2 separate regions of the Homo sapiens genome follow, and region 1 is linked to region 2. The links are chromatin contacts, found by Hi-C or POLR2A ChIA-PET in ENCODE. All regions are on one chromosome and are shown on one strand. Each heading gives the region's core, a stretch centred on a gene start or an enhancer-like site at or near the end of the contact. The rest is flanking DNA. Distances are from core to core; before and after follow the strand shown.

What was found. Hi-C counts contacts between places; a loop is a spot of excess contacts on that map. ChIA-PET counts read pairs that join two places held with the same protein, here RNA polymerase II (POLR2A). Pooled maps may share reads with other maps.
Region 1: a loop to region 2 is called in a map of colonic mucosa, with 1.8 times the contacts of the local background. The contact joins two enhancer-like sites. A Hi-C loop is called at or near these places in 3 of 168 maps with a recorded cell type or tissue (Calu3, colonic mucosa and sigmoid colon), 1 of 37 single-sample maps with no recorded cell type and 3 of 50 pooled maps. POLR2A ChIA-PET finds 5 or more read pairs at or near these places in 4 of 52 experiments (BJ, Panc1 and WTC11).

Annotation. Positions count from the first base shown.
Region 1 is chr3:149,637,523-149,643,519 of GRCh38, forward strand. The region is part of intron 2 of WWTR1 (WW domain containing transcription regulator 1); the gene reads right to left. Among named protein-coding and RNA genes, the nearest start is that of WWTR1-IT1, 11 kb to the right of the region's middle. Within about 2 kb of position 1,375, at least 8 of the 41 ENCODE cell types and tissues checked have a DNase peak (open chromatin) inside an H3K27ac peak, as active enhancers do; they include sigmoid colon, where a contact is called at or near this core.
Region 2 is chr3:149,550,124-149,555,793 of GRCh38, forward strand. The region is part of intron 3 of WWTR1 (WW domain containing transcription regulator 1); the gene reads right to left. Among named protein-coding and RNA genes, the nearest start is that of TM4SF4, 78 kb to the left of the region's middle. Within about 2 kb of position 3,753, at least 19 of the 41 ENCODE cell types and tissues checked have a DNase peak (open chromatin) inside an H3K27ac peak, as active enhancers do; they include sigmoid colon, where a contact is called at or near this core.

The sequences.
Region 1 (5,997 bases), core at 125-2,624, 85 kb after region 2:
GCCCGGCCCATATTCAGTATTAACATTAATCTCAATAAATATTCCCTAGTACCAATATGTGCTAGGCATGAAGGACAATACAACACCAGTTCCATATTCTAAGAATTGGCAAGTTGGAGAAATGAAATAAACCCATTCATTTACAAACAAACCTTACACGACACTCTGATGGACAGTAGAAAAGATTAAGTGGCAAATTACCCCAATAGATCAAATTACTATGGGGATCTGGAGTAGGAGGAGATCCCTTCTAGTTGGTTGGTGTAATAAGGCATTAGACAGGAGATGGGGCTGGCTAAGTCTTAATAGACCAAGCATAGGGATGTAGGACATTCTAGGCAAGTGAGAAATGACACACTACTCCTAATCAAAAGTGCAAAGATGAGCTACTCTGTATGACATATGCAGTGGCAACCAGGCACGGTGGCTCACGCCTGTAATCCCAGCACTTTGGGAGGCTGAGGTGGTGGATCACCTGAGGTCAGGAGTTCAAGACCAGCCTGACCAATATGGTGAAACCCCGTCTCTACTAAATACAAAAAAATTAGCCAGGCGTGGTGCTGTATGCCTGTAATCACAGCTACTTGGGAGGCTGAGGCAGGAGAATGACTTGAACCCAGGAGGCAGAGGTTGCAGGAAGCCAAGATTGCACCATTGCACTCCAGCCTGGGCAACAAGAGCGAAACTTTGTCAAAAAAAGAAAGAAAAGAAAAGAAAAGAGGCATGCAGTGGCCGTGAGCATAAAAGGAGAGAAAACTAGGGAAAGAAGCACTTTAATCGTTTACGGAGCTTCCTTCAGGCCTGTTTATTAACATATTCCAAAAAAAATCACTGCTGTATGTACATATATGCCTTAAGATAAAGAGGAGCAACTGGAAAGAGATACAAGCCCCAAGTACAGTATACTTCCCTGACATTTGTGTTTTTAAAGAGTTCATTTAAAGGGCAATGGCATAATACTAGTATAATTCACATAATGCTAGCTCTGGGCTTTGGACTTTTAACCAAATGTTAAAAATGACTCCTTTTCTCTTGTCTCTGCGTGTGCTTCTCTGACTCGCTTGGCCTGTTTCCATTCTCTTTCTTTTTTCTCTCTCCATCCTTCTTAGTGTAAGTTAAAAAAAAAAAATCAATGCCGCAAGTTATGTTTAAATTCAGCCCACATGACATTTCCTTCGCATTTAATTGCTTCCATACAATTTATATCCGCTAGTCACGCTAGACCCCAGAGTATTAAACATGCTCTTTTACAAAGAAGCTCTTGTCCTGTAATAACCCCCATAATCAAAGTTCAGGAATTATGGGTAAGGCTCAGCCGGCCGATGGGGAAACAAACAGGTTTTTAAATTCATCCAAAGCAGGCTTCAGGCAGGAAGCAAATCAAAGCCGTCACTCTACCACCAGGTTTGAGAGCAAAAACACCGCAGAGGCTAGCTCAAACGAGAGATACTGGCATCTCTGCACATCCAGCAAATCTGATGCCAGATACTTTCTCTTTGGGCTGCCGTGAAGAACCACTAAACAATGCCACTTAAAGACACATGGTTACATTCTCTCTGCTTTCAAGGCAGCCCATTCCAAAAAGATCTAGCAATGGTCTACAAAGACTGCTCTTAAAATGCCTCTAAATGAATAAATCATTCTTCTTTGTTATTCAGAGTAGACTAAGACTAAAATTATCTTGGAAAAAAATATATATATACAGGGTCTCTTTCTGTTGCCCAGGCCAGAGTACGGTGGTGCAATCATAGTTCACTGCAACCCTGAATTCATAGGCTGAAGTGATCCCCCTTGCCTCAGCCTCCCAAGTAGCTGGGACTATAGCAGTGTGCACCACCACATTCTGTTAATTTTTAAAACTTTTTTATAGAGATGGGGTCTTGCTCTGTTGCTCAGGCCGGTCTCAAACTCCTGGCCTCAAGCCATTCTCCTGCCTCAGCCTCCCAAAGTTCTGGGATTATAAGTGTGAGCCACGACAACCTAAAGTTACCTCTTCTATTTTCCTATAGACAGCTTGGACAACATGTCTGGTCTTCTTTCATACTAATGGACAGCTACATTAGTATGTAGCTCTCAAGGTCTCTTATAAACTCATATTTCTGGGCACTTTTACAACTTATCCCATTATCTTCCCCACTTCTCAAGAAATCACCTCCCCAAAAGTTCACCTTTGAAAAAGTACAGAAGTTGGCTGGGTGCAGTGGCTCACGCCTGTAATCCCAGCACTTTGGGAGGCCGAGGTGGGTGGATCACGAGGTCAGGAGATCGAGACCATCCTGGCTAACACGGTGAAATCCCATCTCTACTAAAAAATACAAAAAAATACCCAGGCGTGGTGGTGGGCACTTGTAGTCCCAGCTACTTGGGAGGCTGAGGCAAGAGAACGTTGTGAACCTGGGAGGTGGAGCTTGCAGTGAGCCGAGATTGTGCCACTGCACTCCAGCCTGGGCTACACAGCGAGACTCCGTCTCAAAAAAAAAAAAAAAAAAAAGAAAGAAAGAAAGAAAGAAAGAAAGAAAAAGTACAGAAGTCATACAACTACACAGGGGCACTAACATGATTTCTTGGATTGCCCTTATTCACGTAGCCCACTTTTCACAAGAATTGTGCCTACTTTTCTTACAAAATCTCTTTAAGCAACATCTCTGGTCTTCCCCACTGTATTCAGATAAATGCCTCTCTACCAGTGTCAACAATTTTAAGAAACCTTTAATTTCACCCAATCTCCTCTGCTCAAAACCCATCCAGATCAAGAGCAAAACAATTGAAACTATTTATCAGATCCAGACAGTTGCATCTTAAAGAACTTTTTGAAAGTTTCTATGGCTTGCATCTCTGATGGTTTTCATAAACCAATGCTTTTGTCTATAGATAAAGGTTAGAACCAATATAGATTGGTTTTGTTTTTGTTTTTTTGAAACAGAGTTTCGCTCTGCCCCCAAAGCTGAAATGCAGTGCCCCAATCTTGGCTCACTGCAACCTCTGCCTCCCTGGTTCTAGTGAATCTCCTGCCTCAGCCTCCTGAGTAGCTGGGATAACAAGCATGTGCCACCACACCCAGCTAATTTTTGTATTTTTAGTAGAGACAGGGTTTCACCATGTTGGCCAGGCTGGTCTCAAACTCCTGGCCTCAAGTAATCCACCCACCTCGGCCTCCCAAAGTGCTGGTATTACAGGCATGAGCCACCGAGCCCGACCAGAATCAATACAGTTTGGATCAGAGATATCATGCTACTCTTAGAAACTGGCAGATAATAAATATATTATTTATAGCCAATAAACTACTTTTGGTCTATCATAATAAAAAAAACAATTCCTAAGCTATCACTAAAACATGATGTCATTTGTGGTTGCTTTATTTTGTATTTACTATACAGATGTATTCTTTATTGTGATGGCCTAGATCTGGACATATTCAGAGCCAAAATTATTTTACGTATCAAGTCACTGGCAAATCAAAGAAAAACCAAATTATTTAAACATTCATTTAGGAGCTCATATTTATATTTTGGAAATGAAACCTCATATTTTAAGGCATTCGATATTATTTATTATGCAGGGTCCTTTTATCTTGTTCCACAATATAACTTTTTGTTTTACTCTTGGCAGACTTTACTGTCACTGTACAAAACAGACATTGTTTTAAAAACCCATTTGTAATAAGTGTCAGTAAATATGATCTTTCGCTTCAGCTGAAGCAACTCTATGGCATCAGTTTACACCTCCACACTTACTTGGAAGTTTATAATGCTTGTTTTCAGCAGCTTTCACACCTAGACTCCATACGATATGTACCAGCCACCAAGATGTTTACCAGTCCTCAGAAGGGCCTTTCGAGAACTCTTAAAACTTAATTTGTTACTGACGCTTTGCTTAAAGGACAATGCACTTTAATTAGCCACACCACTGGCCCTTTATTCACACACATGAGGTAAGCTGGACATTCCAATGCATGTGCAACTGGGAAATTTGAGTCCTTTAATGGTTTTCAACAATTAACTAGGGCCGGCCAATTGTTAGGTTAAACAAAAAGCACTGTGGCAAAACTTGACTCACTTCACTACGGCTAATAATTACAAAAGGTTGTGCTGGTCCATCCCTCACTCTACTTACCTGCCAAAGTTTCAGGCAAAGTCTCAACAATTGGGATCTAACCTTTAAAATCATTTCTTTAATGTTGACACTCCAAATTGTCCATAATGACCCTACATTCTGCTCCTACTGTTAATAATCACCAACTACTTAATAGTTTATTAAAAAGTTAGCAACAGACAAATACAAAGAACAATGTTTCCACTGTGTACCATACGGATTACAGCTCTTGGACCTTTGCTTGAGAACACAGCTTTCCAAGGCCCAAAGCACAGCCCCTGTCATCTTCATACTTCAAATGCAGACATGCAAGATCAATAACTCAAGGTTAACTTTTCTTAGATGATAGATAAGATAGCTAAACTTTTTTAAAAGCCTAGGTAAAAAAGAGATGTTTTAAACATACCCTTGGCTACAGCTCAACTTTTAGGTAGCTGATCCTTTCTCCATTCCTGCCTTCTTTCCTTCAAGCTTTTCTACAATATAGCCTTATGGTTGGATTTTATGTTAAAATGTACGAATGTGGCCGGGCGTGGTGGCTCACACCTGTAATCCCAGCACTTTGGGAGGCCGAGGCAGGCAGATCACCTGAGGTTGGGAGTTCAAGACCAGCCTGATCAACAGGGAGAAACCCCGTCTCTACTAAAAATACAAAATTAGCCAGGCGTGGTGGCCCATGCCTGTAATCCCAGCTAACTGGGAGGCTGAGGCAGGAGAATTGCTTGAACCCAGGAGGCAGAGGTTGCGGTGAACTGAGATCGCATCAATGCACTCCAGCCTAGGCGACAAGCAAAACTCTGTCACACACACACACACACACACACGAAAGTACGAATACCCAAATATAAGTTGGATGATATAATTTTGTAAGAGAAATCCGGCCGGGCACGGTGGCTCACGCCTGTAATCCCAGCACTTTGGGAGGCCGAGGCGGGTGGATCACGAGGTCAGGAGATCGAGACCATCCTGGCTAACATGGTGAAACCCCGTCTCTACTAAAAATACAAAAAATTAGCCAGGCGTGGTTGCAAGCGCCTGTAGTACCAGCTATTCGGGAGGCTGAGGCAGGAGAATGGCCGGAACCCGGGAGGCGGAGCTTGCAGTGAGCCGAGATCGGGCCACTGCACTCCAGCCTGGGCGACAGAGTGAGACTCCGTCTCAAAAAAAAAAAAAAAAGAAATCCTTATTTGCCAAAAGTTGCATATGCATAGGGTTATATTTCACATAATACCTAAAACAAAGACCCAAAAAGTGGGGACGGTTGCACTAGAGAATGCATCTGCAGAAAACCTAAGTAATTTTATGAGCAGCACTCAAGTTTACTGCTTCTTTTATGATTCTTAATCCCGCCTACTAAATTCACATGTCTTTACAAATCCCAAATCTGTAACAAGGCCACCAAATGCTCCCAAATTAGCAAAATACAGAATAGCCTTTTAACTACAATACAAGCTTTAACTACAAAATGCAGCCAAACTCAAACCAGTTTGATATAATTAAACATGTTTTATTTACCTTATATTGTGAAAGGGCAAACTGGCCTGGCGAACTTACTTGCATTAATCTGAGTCCCCTTTGCCAGGTATCAAAATCAGTTCCAGTGAATGGAGAAACAAAGATAGGAAAGATAAACATTTATCTGAAACTACAGTTACATAATATTTGGAACCATAAATTTTTTACTGATACTCTCCAAACATAATCTGCTATTTTTATGGCTGTAATTTAGTTATGACGTGTGCCAGCAATAACAGTCCTGTGCACTACAAATTGTGACGAAGATTTTACCAAGCTAGGATTGCAGACTGTAATTTTCCTCACAGCAAGTAATGATCATATCAATTAGAGTCATGTTTTTACCCGAGTCTTATAACTTAGCTCAGTTAGTTATAAAACACTGATTTC
Region 2 (5,670 bases), core at 2,503-5,002:
AATACCAGGAACTTTGCTGGCTACTCTCTTTTTAATAGTCAATATTAATTTAATAGTCAATGGTTGGGGTATGTACAAATGGACACAATCTTTAAGAGAAAATCTGGTCTATAATGTGTCCCAGGGGAATAAATAGATATTAAGCTAAAACTTTTTAAATTGCTTCTAGAAGTGTTCCCTGGTCTAATAAGACTGGGAAATGTTGGGCTAAAGAAAGTTAAAATAATTTATTTTATTGGAAGATTTGTCAGTCTTTAGAGTAATAGGGGGTACCAAGACTTTCTGAAAGAGATATATGAATTCAACAACTCGTTTCTCAAACTTGCAAGGCTGATATTCTTCTGGATAGGAATACTAGGAAATGCTGGTCCACTGTAACTCAGTGGATGTCTTGGCAGAGTACTGAATTATAAATTAAATATGAATGAATATTATATTAAGTCCCTACTGTGTGCTTAGCTCTTTAAAATTAATTAAAGAAGCTGTTTAGGACACGGAGCCAGAGAAGGGAAAAAAGCGGACAGGGAATGTTGAACAAAGCAGTTTCATGTGCCTAGAATGAGGGACTGCTGTTCAAGATACAGAGTAATAGAAAAACAAAGCAAAACAAAATACAGGAAAAGCAAGGGTTATAAAAGACTGCTTGAATATCTGCTGACATTTTCCATAAGCACGTGATGATTTAAAAAGAAAATTTCAAAGATGGCTTAACTTCCGTATCAGTTTTCACAGGTAGTTAGCAAAGCCTTGCTAAATTAACTTCAGTTACATATATTCCAAATTATCTATCTTTTAGTTTTTTTTTTTCTTTAAAAAGCTTGCTTCTATAATAAAACCACATCAACTATTCCAAATAACACTTCTAACATCATCCTTTAAGAGTAGAACAGGTAAAGCCGGCACGGTGGCTCAGGCAGTAATCCCAGCACTTTGGGAGGCTGAGGCGGGCAAATCACCTGAGGTCGGGAGTTTGAGACCAGCCTGACCAACATGGAGAAACCCCATCTCTATTAAAAATACAAAATTAGCTGGGCATAGTGGTGCATGCCTTTAATCCCAGCTACTCGGGAGTCTGCGGCAGGAGAATCGTTTGAACCCAGGAGGCAGGAGGTTGCGGTGAGCCAAGACCACGCCATTGCTCTCCAGCCTGGGCAGCAAGAGTGAAACTTCGTCTCCAAAAAAAAAAGAGTAGAACAGGTAGAGGCTGACATTGTTTTTAAAACTTGAATGCAGTCTCTTCAAAATAGGTAAATATGCAACATTCAAAGGCATACACTGGGTAATACACTTGATATGGCATCTGGGAAACTTCCTCCTTGGAACAAGTGTTTAATTCAGTTTGATATTTGGGCCAGTAAGTTCATATAAACTTCATCAGAAACACTTTCCAGGAACCTAAACCCAACATGAGAGGGGAGCATAAAAGCTTCCAAAAGTTAGAATGCAAAGCTTTACAATCACCTCATTCTCTTCTTCTCTGTCACAGAGGGTGACCAATTATCCTGGTTTGCCTGGGACTGAGGGGTTTCCCAGAACACAGGTCACAGTGCTAAATCTGGGAAAGTCCCAGGCAAATGGGATGGTTTTTCACTCCAGGCCTATGGCCATCCATAGACCTAGGGCTAACTCAGGGCAGCAGAACTCAAATTTCCTATTTCCACCCTAATGCCTTCCCTTAAAAAGAGAACCAGGAGCCAGTACAAAATGACCTTTCATTATTCAGAACTGTCAGGCTATCCAGATTAGCTGTCAGTGTGTCCTCCTTGGATTAAAAATTGGTGGTTGTCCTTTTGTATCCATATTATGTGATAATTGGAATGGGAATATTACATACTCATTTTGTCTGTAATTTTTGAAGGAAATCAAGCACTATTTATGACATTTATTTTATGACTGCATTATATCACCCATAAACATGCACTTGGTTAAATGCAAAAGTCAGGAAAACCTTTCCTGTTGGACTCCTGGTTGAGCCATACATCTGAAGTAAAGCTCTTTTAAGAAACATTGAACTATTCTCTTCCTGTGATTTGAACTAACTCTCATGTTCCTGGACTTGTGCTCTTTATAAACAAGACCTGGGAAAGAGCAAAGTCTCCCCCTACCCCTCAGGACCAATCACAATGATATGGATCTTCCTTTCTTACAAAAATGGAACAAAAATAATTTTAGTGCATTTCAAATCTGATTAAGGCACAGAGTAGGCACTAAATACATTCTCCCCAAAGTAAGGTTAAGGGAGGTTAGAAATTGGTAACAAAATATCAGTTCCATTTATAGCAAGATGATCATCATAGGCTTTTTAAATTTCAAATAGAAACATAATCAAGATGAGAACTGAGAAAAAAACTGGCAACGCCTCACCCATAACTCATCTTCTCTAGAGGATGCATTTTAACCCTTACCTCTAGAGTTTCATAGGGGAATATCCAAAGGGTACCACATTCTAGTTGCTGCTTCCTCTTACTTCCAGAGCATAGTTGCCTGCTTAGCCCCATTTCATTCTGAGTTTCACACATGATTTACAAACTCATCACTTTCCCCACAGCACTCATTATAGGTGAGGGCCATGTATTTACCCGAGTTTGTGCTATCACCATAGAAATTCAGGATAGAAGGGTCTTAGTCCATTTAGAGCAATGGTTCTCAAACTTTTCTTTAGTAGTAGAATCCTTCTCCAGAGCCAAGTGTACGGCTTGAAGCAGAGGCTATCCTTATGTCCCAGGGTTCTTTCATCAGCTGAGGAAATTAGCACTTAAAGTCAGCACCTTTGACTGTCTTCTCTAAATCATCTTGGTCTTGCTTTCACTCTGCTTTCCCTTCAGGCATTTCTCAAGTGTCATGCTGAAACTTTAAACAAATGTTTAAAACACATTGAACAGGGCCCAGCTTTTGGAAACTGAACACTAAGGTTAGCTTCTGCTCACATCCCCCTGAGATTCTAGCATGGGACTTTGGGACAGACTTTAAAACCAATGATTTAGACTAATTCAGTTATTTTAGAGATGAAGAATATTGGAAGATTAAATGCCTCAGCCCAGATCTCAGGAACAGGCTGCGACAAACCTAGGAAACCCGGAACGCCTGCTAGAATACTACAGCTGGCATCAGCTGCATGGATCACCAATTACTGCCCAATGATCACCAACGGATCACCAATCACTGCCCAATCCTTTTTCGTAGTCATCAAAATATACGTGATAAGTTAAATTTGGTGATGAGGCCAAGTAGTGTTTCCTTTTCCCTATTTCATGAAAAAGTCTAACAGACTATTTTAATTAACTTATTTACTTTAAAATGATGGGATCAACGTGAATCGCATGTTTTGATGACACCATTTGTGTGACCTCACTTTATAGAAATGGTAGAGCATTTTGTTCTTCAATCCTCCAAAAAAAAAAGACAAAAATCAAATAAACTTTGAAAACTCACATTTCATAATTTAGAAAGGCTTATATATGGGAAGGAGAGGTGCTGCCATCAGCCAATGGTAGACCTTCTGGCCATAGAGGCTTTGTGGGAATAATGATATGCAACTGAAAGAAGCAAGCCAAAACATACAGGTGTAAATCGTTTCTGACTTATGTGCAGACCCAGCCACATCAAGCTTTGAAAAATATTTCAGCATCAAGAGTGTCTGGGTGCAGCTGCGGGTCTTTTCCTCTGTTTATGCGCCGTCCATGGCTTAACTCATGTGAACTGGCCAACGTCAGGTGTCACGCAGCCCTGTCTGATGGAAAACATATGTCTACAGAGGTAGGAAGAAAAACCCAGCCACAATCCAGCCTTGACTCAGTCACGATACAATGAAGGGAAAAAAAGGGCTGCAGACGCGTCTCTCGCCCTCCTTGTGTCTCTCTCAGCTCCTGCCAACAATGAGCCGCTTGTTTCTCTTATTTCCCAGAAACAGTATTAGCCATCCAACAAGGTCAGCAAAAAAAAAGCAGCTTTTCACTTCAGGGTGCATTTGGTTCCAAAAATCTGTAAAGTATTAAACCGAGAAGTTGTACTATCCCAACTTCACACTGAGCCCTTTATTCCAATTCTGGGTGAGAATAACTGCAAGGAAATTTCTCAGCCGGCTCAGTTGATAAGGCACAGAGCTCTGGAATATATGTTGATTCAGCCACACTTTCCCAGCTTCACTGTTTCAAGCCTTAAAACCACTTCCAGGTGCCCCAAAGCTTGCCAGATGGGCCTCCGGTCCTCCAGATGCCCCAAGCCTGTCTAGTTTTAGACTTGTAACCCAAGCTTCGTTTACTTCACAGGAAACCCTGAATTTTTAGCACCAGGAAATGATTTTCCTACTTGCTATCCTGCCTGCCCATCCAAACAATAATGTAGTCCACACACCAGTGTGCAAGTATCTAGGCAACTCTCCTTTTTCAGGTGTAAAATAGAAATGCCTGTAACACTGGCTTTTATATTTTCATAATAACTGCATTACCCCAAATGTATATTTTATTGGCATTTAAAGGATTCAGACATTAGTTCTCATCATTATAATATATCCAGGGAAGTCTAGGGAAAAAAAAAAATCACATCTTTCTGGCAGGCTGATTTCTTCTGGATCCTTTTTCCTGTAAAGAAAGAACTCTTTCTTCCACCTAAAGCAGCATCAGAATGTGCTACTCTGACTCCATTTGATTGCAGGGATATCTCAAGATTTATCACAAGTGGCCCGTGGCAGGAAGCACCTCTATGGAGTTAGTGAATTTAGAAAAACAATTATCTAGCCTGTGAAAAAGAGGAAATTTAGTTATTCACTTTGCTGCTTCACAAAGTTGTCCTTGTGATTTTGAATATAATTCCATGGTTGGGCAATAGCAGTACAACTACAACTGTTTTGTTATCTTCAGACAATAGGTATACTTTTATCCAGCAGGAAATGGAAACTCTGATTCATGCATTTATTTTTCTTTAGTCAGTAGAGAGTTTATTGTAGCTTTTTATTGGTTAGCTTTCCTGAATCATTTTAAAACTACTCCAGGTGCGAAGTATGGCAGTTGCCCAAGCTAAGAGAAAACGAATCTACAGCTGTGTTCCACACGGAATGGAAGAAAAGTTGCCAGCGTGAGTTGCTAGTTTTTAATGTGTGCATGTGTTTTTTAATAGCATGCCCTTTTAGTAAACATCTTTATTATGGAGATCATGTAACAGATACTAAGATTCCAAGAGGTAGTCAAAAGACTTGAACGATTCATAAAAGAGAACATGCAATTAGTAATAAAATATGGCAAATTATCAGCTTCGTAAGGAATCACACTAATGCAAATTAAAGAAACAGCCTTTTTCAGCAATCAAATAAGCAAAAACAATAGTGTGGTTTAGGTGCTTTGCATTGGGCCAGGACCACTCAGGAAAAAAAAAAAAAACGAAAGAAGAATGTAACCAGGGGTAACAGGATTAGGAAATCTGGTAGAAGTATATGCCAAATTTTGGAAACCTGTATAAATATGCATTTCATTGAGGACTGTACCCATATATCTTATAGGATTTCTAGTGACCCCCAAAAAGTTAATTACCTTTGAAATGAAAAAGTATTAGAATATTAACAGTGGTGGTGTTTCGCTTATAGAACTATAGATGATTTTTTTTCTTTCCAATGATCTACGGTTCACCTAGCTATTCATTTCCCCTGTTTCTAGGAAGTAGAGATACAATGATGAA